Regions from separate parts of the Homo sapiens genome. Here all the other regions are linked to region 4. A link is an interaction called in ENCODE POLR2A ChIA-PET data of the cell type or tissue named here. Cell type or tissue: OCI-LY7. All regions are shown on one strand.

The links. Peaks named below come from ENCODE experiments on the same cell type or tissue, not always from the same donor. Only the 100,000 strongest peaks of a DNase experiment are listed, where the experiment ranks them.
Region 1: POLR2A ChIA-PET joins it to region 4 with 5 read pairs; 8 of 35 experiments call an interaction of 5 or more read pairs at or near these places.
Region 2: POLR2A ChIA-PET joins it to region 4 with 6 read pairs; 1 of 35 experiments calls an interaction of 5 or more read pairs at or near these places.
Region 3: POLR2A ChIA-PET joins it to region 4 with 8 read pairs; 3 of 35 experiments call an interaction of 5 or more read pairs at or near these places.

What each region holds. Positions count from the first base shown.
Region 1 is chr2:241,677,063-241,682,062 of GRCh38, forward strand. It overlaps DTYMK (deoxythymidylate kinase), which reads right to left. Exons shown (of 5, transcript NM_012145.4): 3 at 3,167-3,257; 4 at 1,390-1,587. Among named protein-coding and RNA genes, the nearest start is that of DTYMK, 7.3 kb to the right of the region's middle. In OCI-LY7, no CTCF peak of the experiment used is centred here; no DNase peak of the experiment used is centred here.
Region 2 is chr2:241,039,025-241,044,024 of GRCh38, forward strand. It overlaps SNED1 (sushi, nidogen and EGF like domains 1), which reads left to right. Exons shown (of 32, transcript NM_001080437.3): 7 at 1,051-1,164; 8 at 1,276-1,389. All of the region lies in intron 1 of SNED1-AS1 (SNED1 antisense RNA 1), which reads right to left. It also overlaps a transcript of MTERF4 not described here. Among named protein-coding and RNA genes, the nearest start is that of SNED1-AS1, 23 kb to the right of the region's middle. RefSeq lists enhancers at 2,335-2,384, 2,835-3,064. In OCI-LY7, no CTCF peak of the experiment used is centred here; DNase peaks (open chromatin) are centred at 1,997 and 2,747; H3K4me3 peaks cover 2,161 bases; H3K27ac peaks cover 2,982 bases.
Region 3 is chr2:241,421,895-241,426,894 of GRCh38, forward strand. All of the region lies in intron 8 of FARP2 (FERM, ARH/RhoGEF and pleckstrin domain protein 2), which reads left to right. Among named protein-coding and RNA genes, the nearest start is that of MIR3133, 54 kb to the right of the region's middle. In OCI-LY7, no CTCF peak of the experiment used is centred here; no DNase peak of the experiment used is centred here.
Region 4 is chr2:241,614,649-241,619,648 of GRCh38, forward strand. The region is part of intron 2 of THAP4 (THAP domain containing 4); the gene reads right to left. Among named protein-coding and RNA genes, the nearest start is that of THAP4, 20 kb to the right of the region's middle. RefSeq lists enhancers at 904-1,710, 2,885-3,004. In OCI-LY7, a CTCF peak has its summit at 2,320; DNase peaks (open chromatin) are centred at 2,853 and 3,333; H3K4me3 peaks cover 1,070 bases; H3K27ac peaks cover 1,948 bases.

The DNA.
Region 1 (5,000 bases), 62 kb after region 4:
GGCAGGCAGTGAGAGGGACTCAGAAGCGCTGGCATCTCAGCGGCATCCCGGCTTCTGCTGTCGGGTGGCACCGGACCCTTCTCAAGCTTCTGGGACAGCAAATTCTAGAAAATCTGCCAGGGGCGTAGAAGGCACTTGGAAGAATCTAACCATTTCATGAGGTGTGACCGTGACGGAAGGAGAGTGACTCCCTACACAAGGGCCACCTTCCCAGATGCCTCTCACTGGCCACTGTGCAGCCACACAGCTGTCGCCCAGAACCGCCCAAGATGAGCCTCTCCGGGCGGAATGACTGCCAGAGAGAATGCCGCACTGCCAGAAAAGGGCACTGCTATCCCACCTGCGTTCCGGGAAACGAAAAGCTGCGTGACCAGCATCATCTGCAGGCACAGCCAGTCGGGCTGGGGCGAGACCCTCGGCCCTGCTCTGGAGGAGGAGCTCAAGGGACTGAAGCTCCGCGGGCCGTGGCCACAAGCGACAGTGCTGGCGCCCGACGTGCCAGAAGCCCTGGCTGCCGCCTGGAAAGAGGCCACGTGGGCAGCGGTGGGCACGGGCGACTGGAGTCTGGGAGAGAGGTAGGGGCTGCGGTCGGGAGGAGCAGAGGCGGCCAGCCTGCGAGTCCACTGGGAGGGGAGAGTCCAGCGTCCTGGGAGCAGAGCCAGACCTGGGACTGCTGAGATTGAAGGAGGCAGGACTGAAGGGAGAGGCAGCACACAGCACCCTCCTGAACTTAGATGGCCAGGTGCTGCTGCAGGGCCCATGCCCAGCGAGAGGCCGCACCAGAGGACACAGTGGCAGGAACAGGCTGGCGCTCGTGTCTGAAGAGGGGCTGAGGATGTGGAGGATTGCGCAGACTCTCACCTGACCCACCAGACAAAGCGCCAAATGTCAACATTTAGCAAAACTCATCGGGTTAGAATTTGCTGGCACTGGCCGGGCGCGATGGCTCATGCCTATAATCCCAGCACTTTGGGAGGCCGAGGTGGGCAGATCACCTGAGGTCAGGAGTTGGAGACCAGCCTGACCAACGTGGAGAAACCCCATCTCTACAAAAAAAATTAGCCAGGCATGATGGCACGTGCCTGTAATCCCAGCTACTCGGGAGGCTGAGGCAGGAGAATCACTTGAACCCAAGAAGCGGAGGTTGCAGTGAGCTGAGATCGTGCCATTGCACTCCAGCCTGGGTTGGCACCCAGAGCAAGATTCTGTCTCAAAAAAAAAAGAATTTGCTGGCACCGAGAACCCCTGAACGACTACTCCCGGGGCTCCACATCTGGGAGGACCAGACGGAAACGGCAGCAGCTTTGCTGACACAACTGTGCCAGCCACCACGGTGTCATCCTGAGCCACTTCTCCACGCTTCCTAGTGTGCAATTCTGGGATTCTCACCTTCCAGTTCAAAGTCGTGTCTTTCATGAGCTGGTGGAAACACCGGAGCGCCCGCTCCTGGAAAGCCCCGTTCTCATAGCGCTCATGGCCAAACGCTCCCCGCTTGGCAGCATCCGCCAGCTGTAACTGGAGGAACAGGACCAGGTCGGGTTTGGGAAGGCCCACGTCTGGCTGTTTACACCAATCTAGGGAAAAATTCTGCCAAGAAAGAACCCAACAGTTAAAGCTTAGTGTAGTCTAGGTTTTTGTTTCGAAAGTCGTAAAAACAGGAAAAAATGAGGGGACATTTGGTGAGGTACCAAGATGTGAGACTGTTTATATTGTGGCTCGTTTAATTTTTAGAACCTCAAACGTGTCGGTTTCTCCAGTGTCACCTTTGTTTTTCCTTTGTAAACAGACAAGTGGACAGAAAAGTAGGTAGATAGAACGGCTGCCAGTCCCCGCCACCCACAGCCCAGGCCCCATGGAGGCCCTCCCAGCACAGCTACAGGCCTGCTGGCCAGGAGCAAACAGTCTATGTACAGAACCCCTGGAGACCCCCGGCCTAGAACGCCTGCAGCACAGAGCAGCTGGGTCCGGACACAGGCACGAGGTCCTTGGCAGTGTCTTTTCTGCCACACACACGCCAGGGTCTCCTCTCCCGTGGAAGAGCAGGAAGAAGACAGGCACTCCTAGAGCCTGTTATGTGCCAGCCTAGTCTCATCCACTGGCCCTTCTTGCCAGGGCTGTGCCAGCACCCTCTCTCCCTCCCTTACTCATCCCATCTCCCTCCAAATGCTGTCCTGTTTCCGGAGGAAAGGTAGGACCAGAAAGGCTGTGACTGCAGGCCACACATCACACAACAGCACAATGAGCTGAGGGAAGGCGTCCACGAGAACCTCCCACAGAGCCTGCGGCTCTGTCAGCTGATCCGCACAGCAGGAAGAAGCAAAGGAATCATGAGTCTTGTCCTCCTTATTATACAACGTAATACTTCAGAGGGGAAGGACTCAAGCTAACACATGAAGAAATGGCAGAATTAAAAAGTGAGGGCGTGGCCGGGCACGGTGGCTCGCGCCTGTAATCCCAGCACTTTGGGAGGCTGAAGCGGGAGGATCACTTGGGCCCAAGAGTTGTTATAGCGAGCTTTGCTTGTTCCACTGTACTCCAGCCTGGGCAACAGAGGGAGACGCCCTCTTTCAAAAAACGGGGGAAAAAAGTACTACAAATGAACCATCTTTGAAAATGCATCTGGAGGCTGGGTGCAGTGGCTCATGCCTGTAATCCTAGCACTTTGGGAGGCTGAGATGAGTGGATCACTTGAGGTCAGGAGTTTGAGACCAGCCTGGCCAACATGGTAAAACCCCGTCTCTACTAAAAGTATGAAAATTAGCTGGGCACGGTGGTGCATGCCTATAATCCCAGATACTCGGGAGACTGAGGCAGGATAATCGCTTGAACTCAGGAGGCAGAGGTTGCAATGAGCTGAGATCGTGCCACTGCACTCCAGCCTGGGTGACAGAATGAGAGACTGTCTCCCCAAAAAAAAAAAAAAAAGCGTGTGGAAAATATAATCCAAATACCAACTATGGTTCTATCTGTGAAACAATCTCTAGCTACATAAATGTTTGCTCTTCTTATTGATAAAACCAAATTAATCTAGCAAAGAGATAAAAGGAATATAAGAATCACGAAACTCTGCAGAGTAATCTGAGGCATGTCACTCGTACTCGCATTCAAGGGCAGTCCTGGGTCCACACATCTGTGCTCGCCTGACAGGAGGCCAAGTGGCACTCACCTCCTTGGCACCGGTGAAGGCCACACCAGAAAATGCGTATCTGTCCACGACGAGGGTCACGCCCTGGCTCAACTTTTCCTTAATTAACGGCCTGAAAAAGAGGATGCTCCTGAGCCCTGGTCCTGTTTCATAGGCCTTGAACTGTCAAGCTTAAATTATCCCAACAGGCTGTGCGCAGTGGCTCACCCCTATAATCCCAGCGCTTTGGGAGGCTGAGGCGGGCGGATCACAAGGTCAGGAGATCGAGACCATCCTGGCTAACATGGTGAAACCCTGTCTCTACTAATACAAAATATTAGCTGGACATGGTGGCAGGCACCTGTAATCCCAGCTACTCGGGAGGCTGAGGCAGGAGAATTGCTTGAACCCAGGAGGTGGAGGTTGCAGTGAGCCGAGATCACACCACTGCATTCCAGCCTGGGTGACACAGCGAGACTCCATCTCAAAAAAAGAAAAAGAAAATTATCCCAACAATACAACTCAGAAATCTCATATGACAACAAGTACAGCACAGTGATTTGTAACCTTACTTTTAATCCAAAAAGGTCTGGATCTTCTCTAGAAGATGCCATACCCACACCTCCAGCAAAACCCAACATGGAGAAGATAACCTTACTAAATAGTAACAAACACAACTGGTAAAGTTCAATGTTCCAGAAACACGGCAGGGGAAAGGAGATGCACTGTCAGCTGTCTTGGTCAGAGAGGCCAGCTCTACCCTGTCGAGGAAGAAGAAAGCACAGGCAAAGAAGAGAGCAGAGGATGGTGGCGGGGGAAGCGTGGGCACAGCCAGCAGGTGACTCATCCATGCTCATGACCCCTAGCCTGGACTGCAAGGATGTTCTCAGCCAAATACCACAAGTCCACCATCATCCCTACAGCTGCCAAGATCACAGATGTACAAAGACACGGGGCCTGACACTAGTGAGAAGCACTGCTCAAGACAGAGAAAGAAAAGTCCGATTCATTCGACTCAGCCAGTCTCACTGGGGCCTTCAAATCACAGGGGCACCCACATAAGGAGTCAACTGGCCTCTGACAAAGCAGCAGAGGGATGCAATGGTGCAAAGGCATTTTCCTCAATAAACGCTGCTGGAACAACTGGACATCCTCATGAAAGAGAATAAATCTAGACCAGACCGTATACCCTCCACGAACATAAATTCAAAATGAATCACAGGCCTGGCACGGTGGCTCACGCCTGTAATCCCAGCTTTCAAGGAGGCAGAGGCAGGAGGATTGCTTGAGCCCAGGAGCTCGAGACCTGCCTGGGCAATATAGTGAGACCCCGTTCTCCACAAAAAGTGGGGGAAAAAAAAGACAAAATGAATCACAGACCCAAATGTAAAATGCAAAACTATGCAACTCCTAGACAGTAACACAGGAGAAAACTTAGATCACCTGGGGTTTGGCAGACTGTTTAGATACAAAACCAAAGGCACAGCCCATGAGAGAATTGATTAAGATGGACTTCACGAAAATAATAACTTTGTGCTTTGTGAGAGACACTGTCAAGAGAAGGAAAGGACAGCCGGACGTGGTGGCTCATGCCTGTGAGCCCAGCACTTTTGGAAGCCATTTGGCGGGATGGATCCCTTGAGGCCAGGTGTTTGAGACCAGCCTGAGTAACAATAGTGAGACCCCATCTCTACAAAAAATGTAAAAATTAGCCAGGGATAGTGGCACGCACCTGTAGTCCTAGCTACTCCAGAGGCTGAGGCAGGAGGATCACTTGAACCCAGGAGTTTAAGGCTGCAGTAAGCTGTGATCATGCCACAACATTCCAGCCTGGGCAACAGAGCAAGACATTTCTCCTAAAAAAAAATAAGGCCAG
Region 2 (5,000 bases), 580 kb before region 4:
TGTACGTGTGGCCTCGGACCGTGAGCCTTCACTTTCTCAGTGCAGCTGTGGCACAAGCCTTGGGTACAAGCCTTCCCGCCTCGACCCCCCACAGGGGCTCCCTGATCTTGGAAGCCACCTTGGCCCCCAGAACCCATAACAGCAGGGGCGCCCGCAACTAAAGGCTAGGGTGTGCATGCTCCTCCACCTAGCGGAGTTGGGGTCAGGGAGACAGGGATCACCATGTCCCATCAGCCACCAAAGGGCTTTCACACCTCCTGGGGGAGTAGTCAGGCCCTCCTGTCTCCTTCCTATGCCAAAGAGAGGGCCCCACCATTCCCCCATGACTCCAGGGAGGGACACACGCTTTGGCTATCACTCTTGTTTCTGAGTTTGTTCTGGGTATGAGCTGTCAGTAAGACAGGGGATGTGGTTCTCCTCTGCGTCTGGCTCTGCTGGCCAGGGCAAAGGAGAGACCTGGGATGTGTGGGCCAGGTGCTCTGGACTCAAGGAGGGCCAGCATCCGGTGAGGAGGGAGGGCAGAGGGTGGGCTCCCCTAGCTCACTCCCACTCAGTAACTGGGGGCCAGAGTCCCTTTGCCCTGGCCGTTCCTGCACAGGCCACTGCCTGCCCCACCCAGCCTCTCGCCCCAGGGGCCACTCCTACACCCTGGGTGCTGCACACCCTTCCAGGCTCAGTCACAGCCTGCATCCTTGACCACAGCTCTTCTCACAGTCCACTTGGAATAAGAGCCACCTAGGGAGGGACCATCCCCCAAGAGTGGGAGTGATTTCCATGCACCCCCATTTGCCCCTGCCCAGCATACACACCCATCCCTCCATCCCAGGTTTGCTGAATTAGACCCAGTTCAGACAGAGCTTCGGGTGGCCAGTCAGGACTGCCTGGCCAGGCCTCTTTCTTGCCTGTCGCCCGCTCAGAAACCTGCCTGCCAGGCCCCCCTGCAATGTAAGCCAGTTGGGGGTGGGGCTCAGTGTACGTCCCAGGGGTTTCTGTCCCCTCAGGTAACCATAACTGGGAGTCCATCGTCCTGTCTACACCTCCTCACTCTAGCCCAATCCCCCTGTGACACCAAAGAGTGTCAACATGGTGGCCAGTGCCAGGTGGAGAATGGCTCTGCGGTGTGTGTGTGCCAGGCCGGATACACCGGAGCAGCCTGCGAGATGGGTGAGTGGCCTGGCTTCGGATTGGAGAGGGGCTCCTGCCCGTGGCCAGGTGCTGGGCACAGGGTGGTTGTGGCCTGGCTCAAGCCAAGCCCGCACCTCTGCTGCCCCTCAGATGTGGACGACTGCAGCCCTGACCCCTGCCTGAATGGAGGCTCTTGTGTTGACCTAGTGGGGAATTACACCTGCTTGTGTGCCGAGCCCTTCAAGGGACTTCGCTGTGAGACAGGTAACTGGCCAAGTGCCTGCAGGCCACCATGGCTGATGGTGGCTTTGTGCCGTGAACACCCCCATAGCCACTTTCCCCTTCCTTCCTTGCCATCTGACTCACCTCACACCTGTCTCTGGGGTGGGAGGATGCCTCTGCCCCCTTCCCACTCCCCAGCGCTTCCCGCTCAGCCTGGATCCTAAGCCACCAACTGCAGGGAAAATAGGAAGCAAAAGATGGATGCTGCCTCCAGGGTGCTGTGTGAGGCTGAGCAACCCCTTCCCCTCTCTGGGCCTTGGTTTCCATCTGTGAAATGCCAGGAGGGATGACAAAGTTCACAAGTCTCCTCTTCCAGCCTGGGTGACTCTTGACTTTTTTAACATCTTCCTCTCCTACTCTAGAACCCTCAGCACACAAGGGAAAGTAACGGGAATCAGAAAGAAAACTGACCTTTCACTATTTTCTATTCTATTTTGTGTTGTTTAACTGCTAGTTGTGACTTGTTAGAGGAATTAAAAGGCCAACTGGAGATTGCAGCCTACAGTATAAAAATGGCTTTCGTGTCTGATTGTTGCACCTGCCTCCAGAGGCTCACCCACTGTGCCGACTTCTGTGGACGCACCAGGTGCTGCTTCTCTCCAGGGAGATGCTAAAGACAAACTATTCAGGTTATTTTTAGTTTAAAAAATTCAGGAGGAAATTCTGTTTTACCCGTAAGACACAGAGGGTCATGGGCCCTCCATCAGTCTTTGCCGAGTGCATGGGAGGCCAGGGTGTGTCCTGAGGGGAGGGTGGGGCAGGAGCGGGAGGAGGCAGCCTCACCTATTTGGCTGCTTTAAAGTCACTGTTCCGTGTCACAGCTCACTTTGCCCAGATTGTTATCTAAATATCAATGTATTTCACTAAATTCATGTCAGGAAACGGATAAGTGGTTTCAAAAATTTTTTGCAAATAAACCGTGTTTTCTACAGAATAATGATGCAAGTAGAGTGAATAATAAGAAACAGACTGGCCGGGTGTGGTGGCTTATGCCTGTAATCCCAGCACTTTGGGAGGCTGAGGCGGGCGGATCACTTGAGGTCAGGAGTTCAAGACCAGCCTGGCCAACGTGGTGAAACCCCATCTGTACCAAAAATACAAAAGTTAGCCAGACGTGGTGCTGCATGCCTGTAATCCCAGCTACTCGGGAGGTTGAGGCTGGAGCATTGCTTGAACCCGGGAGGCAGAGGTTGCAGTGAGCTGAGATCGCACCACTGCACTCCACCCTGGGTAACAGAATGAGTGAGACTCTGTCTAAAAAAAAACAAAAGAGGAAGAAGAAAGAAACAACAGACTGACGGTGGTGCTAACGTAATGACTGATTGACTGTATTACAAGGCGCAGATGCTGACAGTCTAATCAGGTCTGACAGGAAGTGGGCCACAAATTGGACACTACAAAAAAGAGTCTCTAGTCTTCTGCTTCTGGCCAACAAGAATTAACTGCTCTTGGAATTTCCCTCTCACCATCAACACCTAGAAAAACAGACAAAATCTGTGAAACCCTTTTCAGCCATTAGACAACAGACAGCACAAGCCTGTCACCCCTGAGAAAAGGGAATCAAATGAGGTGAGCCCTACAATTGCCCCAGATTCTGCCTGGGGCAGTTTCCACTCCACTGTGCTGGGAGGAGGAACTGAGAGTCCAGCAGTCCCTTTGAATTGAGGAGACAAAGATCCTAGTTCAGTGGCTACAGGATGGTGCTCCTGAGGCAGGAGGGAGCATGAGATCAAGAGGAGACCTCCCTGAATTTTGGCTTATTATTATCAGGCTCAGGATGAAATCTGCAAGGCTGGGGAAAGAACCACTAGAAAGCAGTAAGTCAAACACTTCCTGGAGCTCAAACAGGGCTGGGAGTCTATTGCATAGAGTCCTCAGTGGGGTGTCACTTTAGTAGTGCTGAACTAAAGACTAATGTCGACCTGCCCTAACAGATCTTAAAGAAAGCTTAAAAGGATCAAACTGATCCTAAGTCATTGAGCCATGTGCCAGAATAAAATCCTATACTCCTCAACAGGAGTATATCAATAATACAACAGAATCCAGAACTCCAAAATACCCAGTCAAAAATTATCAGGTCTACAAAGAAGTAACATATAACTCACAGTCAGGAGAAAAATAGATCAATAGAAACAGGCACCAGAAATGACAGAATTAGCAGATACAAATGTTTAATTATCTATTATGAATATGCTCCTATAATCAAGATTGTTGAGGGGAAAAAAACCTAATGAGAAGTAGAAGGTATTTTTAAAAACTTGTAGAAATGAAAAATATATCTGAGTTTTTAAAATACACTGAATAGTATTTACAGCAGGTTAGATATTGCAGAAGGAAAGATCAATGAACCTGAAGAGTGAAACAGAAACAATTCAATATGCATCACAGAGAGAATAAGACTAAAAGAAAAAGAAGAGATCTTCAGCAACCTGCAGAACGATATTAGGGTAATAGGATCCACGTATCTGGAGTCTGCGAAGGAGGATGGAGAACAGTATCAAGCAGCCTGGGATCCACGTATTTGGAGTCTGTGAAGGAGGATGAAGAACAGTATCAAGCAGCCTGGGATCCATGTATGTGCAGTCTGCAAAGGAGGATGGAGAACAATATTAAGCAGCCTGGGATCCACGTATTTGGAGTCTGCGAAGGAGGATGGAGATGGGTGTGGAAAGGAGTGTTATAGAAAAAGTATGTGAAGAAATAATACCCAAACATTTTCCACATTTGATGAAAACTAAAACCCACATTTCCAAGAAAAGCATGAAGAAAACCATGCAAAGCCATACCATAATCAAATTGCTGAAAACTAATGATAAAAAACCTCAAAAACAGCCAGAGGAAAAAGCCACATTACATACAGCGAAACAAGAATGAAACAGACTTCTCGTCAAAAACAATGCAAGCCAGGAGACACTGGAGTAACACCTTCAAAGCACTGAAAGAAAAAACCATCAACCTAGTGTACTGTATTACCAGCAAAACTACATTTCAAAAGTTAAGCTGAAATAAAGACTTTTTTACACAAACAAAAATGAAGAGCATTCATCACCAGCATACCTGCATTACAAAAAAATGTTAAAGGAAATTATTTAGTCAGAAGCAAAAAAAAACTGGTACCAAGGGAAAATCTGGATCTACACAAAAGAATGAAGAGTGTTAAAAATGATAAATATGTGGGTTGAAGACTTTTTAATCCCTTTAAAGAAAAATTTTAAAATAATAAAACTTACATGCAGAAATAAAATAGATGACTCCAATAACATAAACCAAGCTGTGCAAACTTTTTCTGTAAAGGGCCAGAAAGTAAATACTTTTGGCTTTGTGAGCCATATGGTCTCTATCACAACTCAACTCTACCATTGTAATGTGAAAGCAGCCAGCCATAGACAATATGTAAATGAATAGGTATGGCTGTGTTCCAATAAAACTGTACTTTTAAAAATTGATGGCAGGCAAGATTTGGTCTGTGGGTTATAGTTTACCAACTCCAATGTAAAAGATAAGAAGAAATGGAAGTATAATATTGTAAGGTCCCTATATTACATAAAGTGGTATATACTGTTTGAAGGTAGGCTGTGTAAGTAAAAGATATA
Region 3 (5,000 bases), 190 kb before region 4:
GCACTTTGGGAGGCTGAGGTGGGCAGATCACTTGAGGTCAGGAGTTCAAGACCAGCCTGGACAACATGTTGAAACACCATCTCTACTAAAAATACGAAAATTAGCTGGGTGTAGTGGTGGGCACCTGTAGTCCCAGCTATTTAGGAGGCTGAGACAGGAGAATCACTTGAACACGGGGAGGCAGAGGTTGCAGTGAGCTGAGATCACACCACTGCACTCCACCCTGGGCAACAGAGCGAGACTGTCTCAAAAAACAAACACCTGTAATCCCAGCACTGTGGGAGGCTGAAACAAGCAGATCACCTAAGGTCAGAAGTTCAAGACCAGCCTGGCCAAGTGGTGAAACCCCATCTCTACTAAAAATACAAAAAAAAAAAAAAAAAAAATTAACCACGCACAGCGGTAGGCTGAGGAGGGAGAACTGCTTGAATCTGTGAGGCAGAGGTTGCAGTGAGCCAAGATCGTGCCACTGCACTCCACCCTGGGTGACAAAGTGAGACCCTGTATCAAAAAAAAAAACAGAAAACAACAACAACATGAACCAAAAAACCCATAAAAGCCCCATTCAAAGGTCAGCAACCTCAAAGATCAAAGTTTGATAAACCCACAGAGATGAGAAAATCAACACAAAAATGCTGAACACTCAAAAAGTCAGAGTGCCTCTTCTCCTCCAAATGACCACAATACCTCTCTGGCAAGGGCATAGAAATGGGCTGGGGCTGAGGCTGAGATAGCATTATTGACAGAAGCAGGCTTTGGAAGGTGGGTAATAATGAACTTTGCTGAGCTAAAGGAGCATGTTGTAACCCAATGCAAAGAAGCTAAGGACCATGATAAAACAACACAGGAGCTTATAGCCGGTTTTGAGAGAAACATAACCTACCTGATGTAGCTGAAAAACACAACACGAGAACCTCACATTGCAATCACAAGTATCAATAGCAGAATAGGCCAAGCAGAGGAAAGAATCTCAGAGCATTGAAGACTATCTTTCTGAAATAGGCAGACAAGAATAGAGAGAAAAGAATGAAAAGGAATGACAGAACCTCCAAGAAATATGGGATTATGTGAAGAGACCAAACCTATAACTGATTGGGTTACCCAAAAGAGACAGGGAGAATGGAATCAAGTTGGAAAACATACTTTGGGATATCATCCAGGAGAATTTCCCCAACCTAACGAGACAGGCTAATATTCAAATTCAGGAAATGCAGAGAACCCCAGTAAGATACTCCACAAGAAGATCTGCCCCAAGACATATAATCATCAGATTCTCCAAGGTTGAAATAAAAGAAAAAATATTAAAGGCAGCCAGAGAGAAAGGCCAGGTCATCTACAAAGGGAATCCCTTCAGACTAACAGGGGACCTCTCAGCAGAAACCCTACAAGCCAGAAGAGATTGGGGGCCAATATTCAACATTCTTAGGAAAAAATTTCCAACCCAGAATTTCATATCTGGCCAAACTAAACTTCATAAGCAAAACAGAAATAAGATTCTTTTCAGACAAGCAAGTGCTTAGGGAATTCATCACCACCAGGCCTGCTTTGCAAGAGCTCCTGAAGGAAGCACTAAATACAGAAAGGAAAAACTGTTAACAGCCACTGCAAAAACACACTGAAATACATAGACCAGTGACACTATAAAGCAACCACAAAAACAAGTCTGCAAAATAACCAGCTAGGACCATGATGACAGGATGAAATTCACATATAACAATATTAACCTTAAATGTAAATGGGCTAAATGCCCCCAATTAAAAGACACAGAATGGCAAGCTGGATAAAGAGCCAAGACCTATGGGTATGCTGTCTTCAAGAGACCTGTCTCACGTGCAAAGACACACATAGACTCAAAATGAAGGGATGGAATAAAATTTACCAAGCAAATGGAAAACAGAAAAAAACAAGGCTTGCAATCCTAGTTTCTGACAGAACAGACTTTAAAGCAACAAAGATTAAAAAAGACAAAGATGGGCATTATATAATGGTAAAGGGTTCAACAAGAAGAGCTAATTATCCTAAATATATATGCACCCAATACAGGAGCCCCCAGATTCATAAAGCAAGTTCTTAAAGATCTAAAAAACGACTTAGACTCCCACACAATAATAATAGGAGACTTTAACACCCCACTGACAATATTAGACAGATCATCAAGACAGAAAGTTAACTTTCTGAAAATATTCAGGACCTGAACTCAGCCCTGGATAAAGTGACCTTATAGATAGCTACAGAACTGTCCCCCCAAAAACAAAAGAATATAAATTCTTCTCATCACCACATGGCACTTTGTCTAAAACTGATCACATAATCGGAAGCAAAACACTCCTCAGCAAATGCATAAGAACTGAAATCATAACAAACAGTCTCTTACACCACAGCACAATCAAATTAGAACTCAAGATTTAAACATTCACTGAAAACCACACAACTATATGGAAATTGAACAACCTGCTCCTGAATGACTCTTGGGTAAATAATGAAATTAAGGTAGAAATCAAGAATTATTTGAAACTAATGAGAACTAAGAGATAACATATCAGAATCTGGGATGCAGCTAAAGCATTGTTAAGAGGGAAATTTATAGTACTAAATGCCCACATCAAAAAGCTAGAAAGATCTCAGGTTAACAACCTAACATCTCAACTAAAAGAACTAAAAAATCAAGAGCAAACAAACCTCAAAGCTAGCAGAAGACAAGAAATAGCCAAGATCAGAGCTGAACTGAAGAGATAGAGACACAAAAACCCCTTCAAAAAATCAAATCCAGGAGCTGGTTTTTTGAAAAAATTAATAAAATAGACTGCTAGCTAGACTAGTAAAGAAGATAATAGAGAATAATCAAATGAACAATCTGAAATGATAGGGGAATATCACCACTGAACCCACGGAAATATAAACGATCATCAGAGAATGCTATAAACACCTCTATGCACATAAAGTGGAAAATCTAAAAGAAACTGATAAATTCCTGGACACATACGCTCTCCCAAGACTGAACCAGAAAGAAACTTATAAAAACCCTAGATGAGGGCTAGACACAGTGGCTCACGTCTGAATCCCAGCACTTTCGGAGGCCAATGGGGGCAGATCACTTGATGTCAGGAGTTCAAGACCAGCCTGGGGCCAACATGGTAAAACCCTGTCTCTACTAATATAATAATTAGCCAGGCATGATAGTGGGTGCCTATAACCCCAGCTACTTGAGAGACTGAGGAAGGAGAACCGCTTGAGCCTGGGAGGCGGAGGTTGCAGTGAGCCAAAATCAAGCCACTATACTCCAGTCTGGGCGATGAAGTGCGACCCTGTCTCAAAAACAAAAACAAAAAAAACCCTGGAAGAAAATCTAGGCAATGCCATTCAGGACACAGGCACAGGAAGGATTTCATGACGAAAATGCCAAAAGCAATTGCAACAAAAGCAAAAATTGATAAATGAGATTTAATTAAACTGAAAAGCTTATGCACAGCAAAAGAAACTATCATCAGAGTGAACAGACAACCCTACAGAATGGGAGAAAAATTTTGCAGTCTATCCATCCAACAAAGGATAATAGTGGAGAAGACCCAAGAACTCCCAGGAAGAAGAGAGAAAGAAGTGTGATTTAAAATGGCCTGGAACTATTCCGTAGCAGTACTGGAAGCTAGAAAGCAACGGGGCTTTCCGAGCCAGGGGGAAATTGAATCCCTGAATAGACTAGAAATGTGTTGTGAAATTGAGGCAATAATATCCTACCAAGTAAAAAAAAAAAAAAAAAAAAAAAAAAAAGTAGCCCAGGACCAGATGGATTCACAGCTGAATTCAACCAGAGGTACAAAGAAGAGCTGGTACAATTTCTCTCTCTCTCTTTTTTTTTTTTTTTTTTTTGAGACAGAGTTTCATTCTTGTTGCCCAGGCTGGAGTGCAATGTCACTGCAATGGCAGCATCTCAAACATTAAAAGGAAATTATTTCCAAACTAATTCTTTTGTTTTTTTTTTTTTGAGACTACAGTTTTATTATTACTCAAATCAGTTTCCCCGAGCATTTGGCGATTTTTTTTTTAAATTTGGTGTGTGTGGGGCTCTAGACTAGAATTCTGTGCTCTGTTCCACATGACTTCTGTACAGAGAAAACCTTTTTTCACACATGTAGATTTTTAAAAAATTTAACTACTACTCTCCCTTTGTAAGGAAAAACTAGAGGAGAGAATGAACTAAAAGTGAGAAAGAAGGAAATAGGGTGCTCCACATCCGAGACAGGCAGAGGAAGACACAGGTTCTGCCTGCCAAGAGAGCATCCACCAATACCAGAGCAGAGGGCAGGGCCCCGGGAGAGAGGGTAGACCAGGGACTCATTTCTTTTGCTGGACGGTGTGGAAGAGTGTTAACTAGGGATAGGTACATGCCGGTGAAGCAAATGAAACGAGGCAATTAGGATTCTCAAGGAAATTTTGAAGAAGGAAGCTTTACTTTATAATATAAAAAAAGTAGTTAAATTCACTATAGCTCAGCTTGTGAGCAATGCTTACATGACCATTAATATAAATACTGAATTTAAAATTTACCAACAATTAGGAGAGTGTGGGGAGGGGTAGGTGTGAGGTATTGGCAGTGACAGATGTTGAGGAGGCAAGATTTCAAAGTGGAGAATGTGCTAGCTGTCATAAATGTGCTTTTCAGAAATACGGGTGAATGAATGGATGCATGAGAGTAAATCCCAGAAAGGCAGCCAAGAGAGGTGAAGCTGGTTCTGTCTGAGGAAGAGGACTTGATGTGGAGTGGGTGACCCTGACCTGGCAGTTTGTTTCCAGTCGTGTAGTCTATATGGCATTTTCAGATATGCCCTGGATTATTGGATGAATATGAAAATGAAAACAGTAGATTTTAGCATTCCACAGCTAACTGTGCAGGTTTAAAAGTGTTGTCTTAAAGTCTGTCAAGTCAGGGTGCAGTAGATGAAAGCTGTGATTGTCCTTGGATTTTCTATTTATTTCTCCTTTTATCATGGTGGTCAAGACCC
Region 4 (5,000 bases):
GCTGAAGTGGGTGGATCACCTGAGGTCAGGAGTTCGAGACCAGCCTGACCAACATGATGAAACCCCGTCTCTACTAAAAACACACAAAAAATTAGCCGGGTGTGGTGGTGCATGCCTGTAATCTCAGCTACTCGGGAGGCTGAGGCAGGAGAATCGCTTGAAACTGGGAGGCAGAGGTTGCGGTGAGCCGAGATTGCACCATTGCACTCCAGCCTGGGTGACAAGAGCGAAACTCCATCTCAAAACAAAAACAAAAACAAAAACAAAAACAAAACTAAGGAATGCCTTCTTCAAGTTCCTCTGGAACAGTCATGCAAACTGGCCTTCTAAATGGTCAAAGAAAGCCTGTAAGTTCCAGAAAGCAGAAAGAAGTCTACTGTCTGATCACAATGCAGTGAGACTAGAAATGAAAATCAATCAGGTGTCCCTTGAAAACACTGCGCGAAAAGAAAGAAGCCAGACAAAAACGTATATATTCTATGATTCCAATTAGATGAAATTCGAGACCAGGCAGAAAGGATGGAGGGTGGGGAATCTGAACGGTGACGGGGAGGGGCTTGGAGGGGAGTGCAAAGGAGAACCTGGACCGCTGGACGTGGGTGTGGCTGCACAAGCGCCTGCACCTGCCAAAACTCACCACGGGAACACCTAGGAGCTTGTGTTTCACTTATGCGAATTACACCTCAATAAAAATGTTATAAAGAAAAACCTCCCCAAACAAATTAATATTTCAAAAAGCAGAAAACTTAAAAAAACTAAAAGCATTTTATCCCAAGAGTGTTTACTATGTTACTGCAGCACAGGGTTCTGGGTGGCCTCAGAGCAGGGGATGTGGTGGGGAGTGAGGTCGGCCTCACAGCTCAGGGCCTTGGCTCCTGGCCCCAGGGTCTGCTGCCATCCAAGCTGCAGCACCTACTGCAGATCTAATATTTCGAGAAAAGCCAGAAGCTGATTTTAGGCTAAAATATCCCAATTTCTAAACATCTGTTCAAATTAAAACAAATGACACCACTGTGGTGTGAGTCGCATACCTTGGGGCAGGTGCAGAGGGCCAGAGAGGGCTGGAGCCACACACAGCGCCCTGCCCGGTGCCTCTCACCTCCCACCTCTCCTCTTCACTCCTCTCTTCTCCCAGGTGGGAGTGAGGACGCCACTGGCAGCCACCCAGCACATCCCCGTGCCCCAAGCCCACGGTTCCCGACACATCAGGAGAGCTCTTCGCCGCCCTCAGCCGTGTTTCTGAGTAGGTTTCGCGTTCCTCAGGATGCTGGGGAGCTGGTTCTAGACACAGGCCCAGCCCGGCTGGCCTGGAAGCAAGGAGGGCGCCCATGGGGACACACTCTGCCCCAGTCCTGCAGCTGGAGCAGCCCAGAGCCCCTGCCACAAGACGCCTGGGAGAACTCAGTCAGGGGGCTGGCAAGGACAGGTGAGCACAGCTGGCTCCTCAGAAGAACTGGGCTTATCTGAAGTCTGGTCAAGTTGAACTGGACCATCTATTCCCCCAAGTGGGCCTGGATGGGCCAGAACCTTTTACGTAGGAGGGACGTGGCCCGGGCTTTCTGCCTCGACGACTAGCCCAAGGGAGATGGAAATGAGAGTGAGATAAGAGGGATGGGTGGGCTGGAGATGGCCAGCAGCTGGCATTGCTGGCAGCTTGGAAGGCGACCCGTGACATCAGTGAGAAGGGCGGGTGCAGGCGCACGAGAGCTGAGGGCGAGCCCTGGCATCAGGACCAGAGAGGCCCACCACAGAGCGGGTAAGCAGTGGCACCTGAGCAGGGGGATGGTGTCCTGGTAAGAACAGGTAGGGAGAGGCTGCCTCAAAAATTCTGGCTAAAAGTGAGCTTTTGAGTGGACTTTGCTATGTGCATGCCAGGTCAGGGAAGCAAGTCCCGCGGGCCCTGGAGAGAAGCTACCCTGCAGGCGGCTGCTGCTTCAGGGGCACAGGGCCCACACCACACTTGGGGACAGGACAGGACGCAGCACTTATGTGGCAATTTCTTTTTAAAAAACTAGAGAATTCTAAGATAGCTCTGAAATTCAGAAGAAACGCTTTTGAGCAGAAAAAATAACATCAGACTGGAAAGGAAGGAGCACGCGGCTAAGCAACTAGATGGAGGCTTACGGCTGTGAGCAACTAATGGCTGTGAGAAATACTTCCCTTCCTGTCGCCCTCCTGGCTTGCTGTTATTTGCTCTGAATCTTAATGGAGTTTAATTTGGACAGGGACAACAGGTCAGGCAGTAAACAAGCAGCGGCGGCGCCTCCTTCTGTCTACACTGCACCTCACCAGGTTAACCTGCTCCTGGGGCCGCTCCCCCTGCACCCTCCACCACTTCGGGCCGCGTGGAACGTGGCAGCAGCCTAGCCACTGTCCCTCCTTGTTGTCACTGAAGCATGGGTGGGGGTGAGGACGACCAGTAAGAGAATTTTAGAATCCAAACATCAGGTTACTTGAGCCTAGATATATGTTAAGATCCATCAAACTGTGACCTCAATATCTGTGTATTTTACTCTCTGTAAATTATACTTCATTAGAAAAAAATAAATTTAAACATGAAACAAAAAATACTATAAAGGACCTAGTCTATTTGTCACTTTCCACCTCTTTAAATAAACCAGACAGGCTTTTCTAGGCATTTCTTTTCTGATTTCATTTTTCTTTTATTGAAATCTCAACCAAAACACAAAAACAAAAATTTAAATTTCCTGCAAGAAATTTAAATTTTCATGTTTTGGCCCAAGACACTGAAAGCAGGCTTACCCATCCCTAAGTTTTCTAAACTCCGGACACTCGTCAAGGTTCCTCAAGGTTGTTTTCTGCCAATTGACGGGAAATGTTTGCACCTGGCTCTTAATGGCTCTGCAGGAAGTGAATGCTAACTTTAAATGGTGCATTCTGGGAATTGTAGTTCCACTATGAAAGATCACGTCTCAGAAGAAAGTAAAAGACAATGACAGCCCAGATCACAGAATTTCAGAGCTGGAAGGAGCTTTGGAGGTTAGGTGAATTTTATGAAAGAGGGACTGGCCAGAGGTCTGGGCGGAGTGACGAGTGCGGCTTCTACCCTCAGCCTCCTCCACCAGCTACAGCAGAGGAAGGCAACACCACAGAGACAGGCACATCCTAAATGCTTTCTCTCTCCAGAGCAGTCCCTCTGGCCACCCCTGGCATGTCCTTTTCTGTCTCCTAGAGGGTGGCTGGAGACTCATCTTCACCTGGACATGGAGGCTCCAGAGACTGTCCTGTCTCCTGGCAAGCGGCCCGGGAACCCAGGACAGGAAGTGAGCAAATGCACCCACTGGGACCTGGGGACGGCTCCTTCCTGGAGCTCCCACCCTCACATCTCTTTGTGTTAGTGACACGTTGTTTCCTGCCAAGGCACACACAGAAAGGGACACTTACTGCTTAGTACAACAGGGTGCATGGAAGCTGAGGGTGCGCGGCCCGCACCAGCTGTCCCAAGGTGGGGAGGAGCTGTCCAGGAACACCGTGATATGTTTGGGTCCACTGACAAGGCATACCAGCAGGGAACTGTTGTTTTAAAGTGACATCAAGGCCCTCAACTTATCAACCATGAAACGGAAGGAGTTGCATGCCCAGGGGAAAAACAGAAATCATGATGGAGAGAAAATACAGCAAGTATTTCTATAAAATATAAAAAGGCCATAAAGTGGATACAAATAATTTGCAAATGTTATGTTTGATTTCCTCGTTAATCTGAGTCTCAATTGAAGAACTATTAGAATCTACAAGTGAATTTGATAAGATGGCCAATTACTAAAATGGGTAGCTTTCCCACACGCTAGCAATAACCGAAAAATAATGGGTGGGGAGTAAGCTTCCGGTTTCCACTCTCACATGTAAAGAGCTTAGGAGTCATATACCACAGCCTTAAAACAACAGCAAAAAACACTGAAAGAAGTGAAAATCAACAACTTTTCTTGGATCCATAAGGAAGTGAGGTCACAGATGTCTCTCCTGCCACAGAGAATAGCAGTGAGATCAGCTCACGTGGAGCAGAATCTACAGTCTACAGGGGAAGGAACTGGTGGGAACTTGATTTGGACAAAATGCTGGAGGCTGAACATGGCAGGTGTGAGAATCTCCTGGGGTCCTACATTTTCATAGGTTTCACCTCCAGGAACCCCATCAGGTTCTCCCCACGAAAAGCCAAGAAAAAAAAAAACACCTCATGTCTCTGGGATGAGGAGGGGGAGGTGACCACCTTGAAATGAGCCCAGAGCGTTCTCCAGGCAAAGGCCAGGCCTGCTCTGTAGCGAAGCTGACTTCACCAGGACCTCATCTCAGCTGGGAAGGGCATTTCACTGCTCCAGCCCCACCAGTCTTCCGTCTCACCCAAGCGGGGAGGAGAAAGGGAAAGACACGTGTGAAGGTCACGGCTCAGGGACACGGGCCACTGAAGGGCTTAAATCGAGTCACAGGCTGGAGCCTGCTTCCCCTCCCAGCCCTGCAGGCTCCAGCATAACATCCTGGGTGGGAGTGGAAAGGGCCCAGGCGCAGGCTGTGGAAGGCATGCTCGGAGAAACTCCACGACAACAGGGAGACAAAACAAGGACACTCGAGGAATTTTACAGCCACTGCAGGATTAAACACAGCCCGAGTGCCAGCCAGGTTAAGGGGATGGATGCCCTCCAAACAAGGCACACTTACTTCACCTTTCAGTCAAGCAGCACTTACTGATGGGGGATGCGTTGACAAACACGTCATGAGGCAAGTTCATCATTGTACAAACGTCACAGAGTGCACTTACCGCGTACCACGCACCTAGGCTGTATGGCACAGCCTGTGCTCCCAGGCTACACACCCCAGTGTGTTACTGAATACTGTAGGCAGTTGTAACACAGTGCCAAGGGTGTGTGTACCTAAAACACATCTAAACATAGAAAACCTACAGTAAAAATATGGCATAAGAGACAAAAAATGGTTCACCTGCATAAGGCACTTACCAGCACTGGAGTGTGCAGCATGGGCAGTTG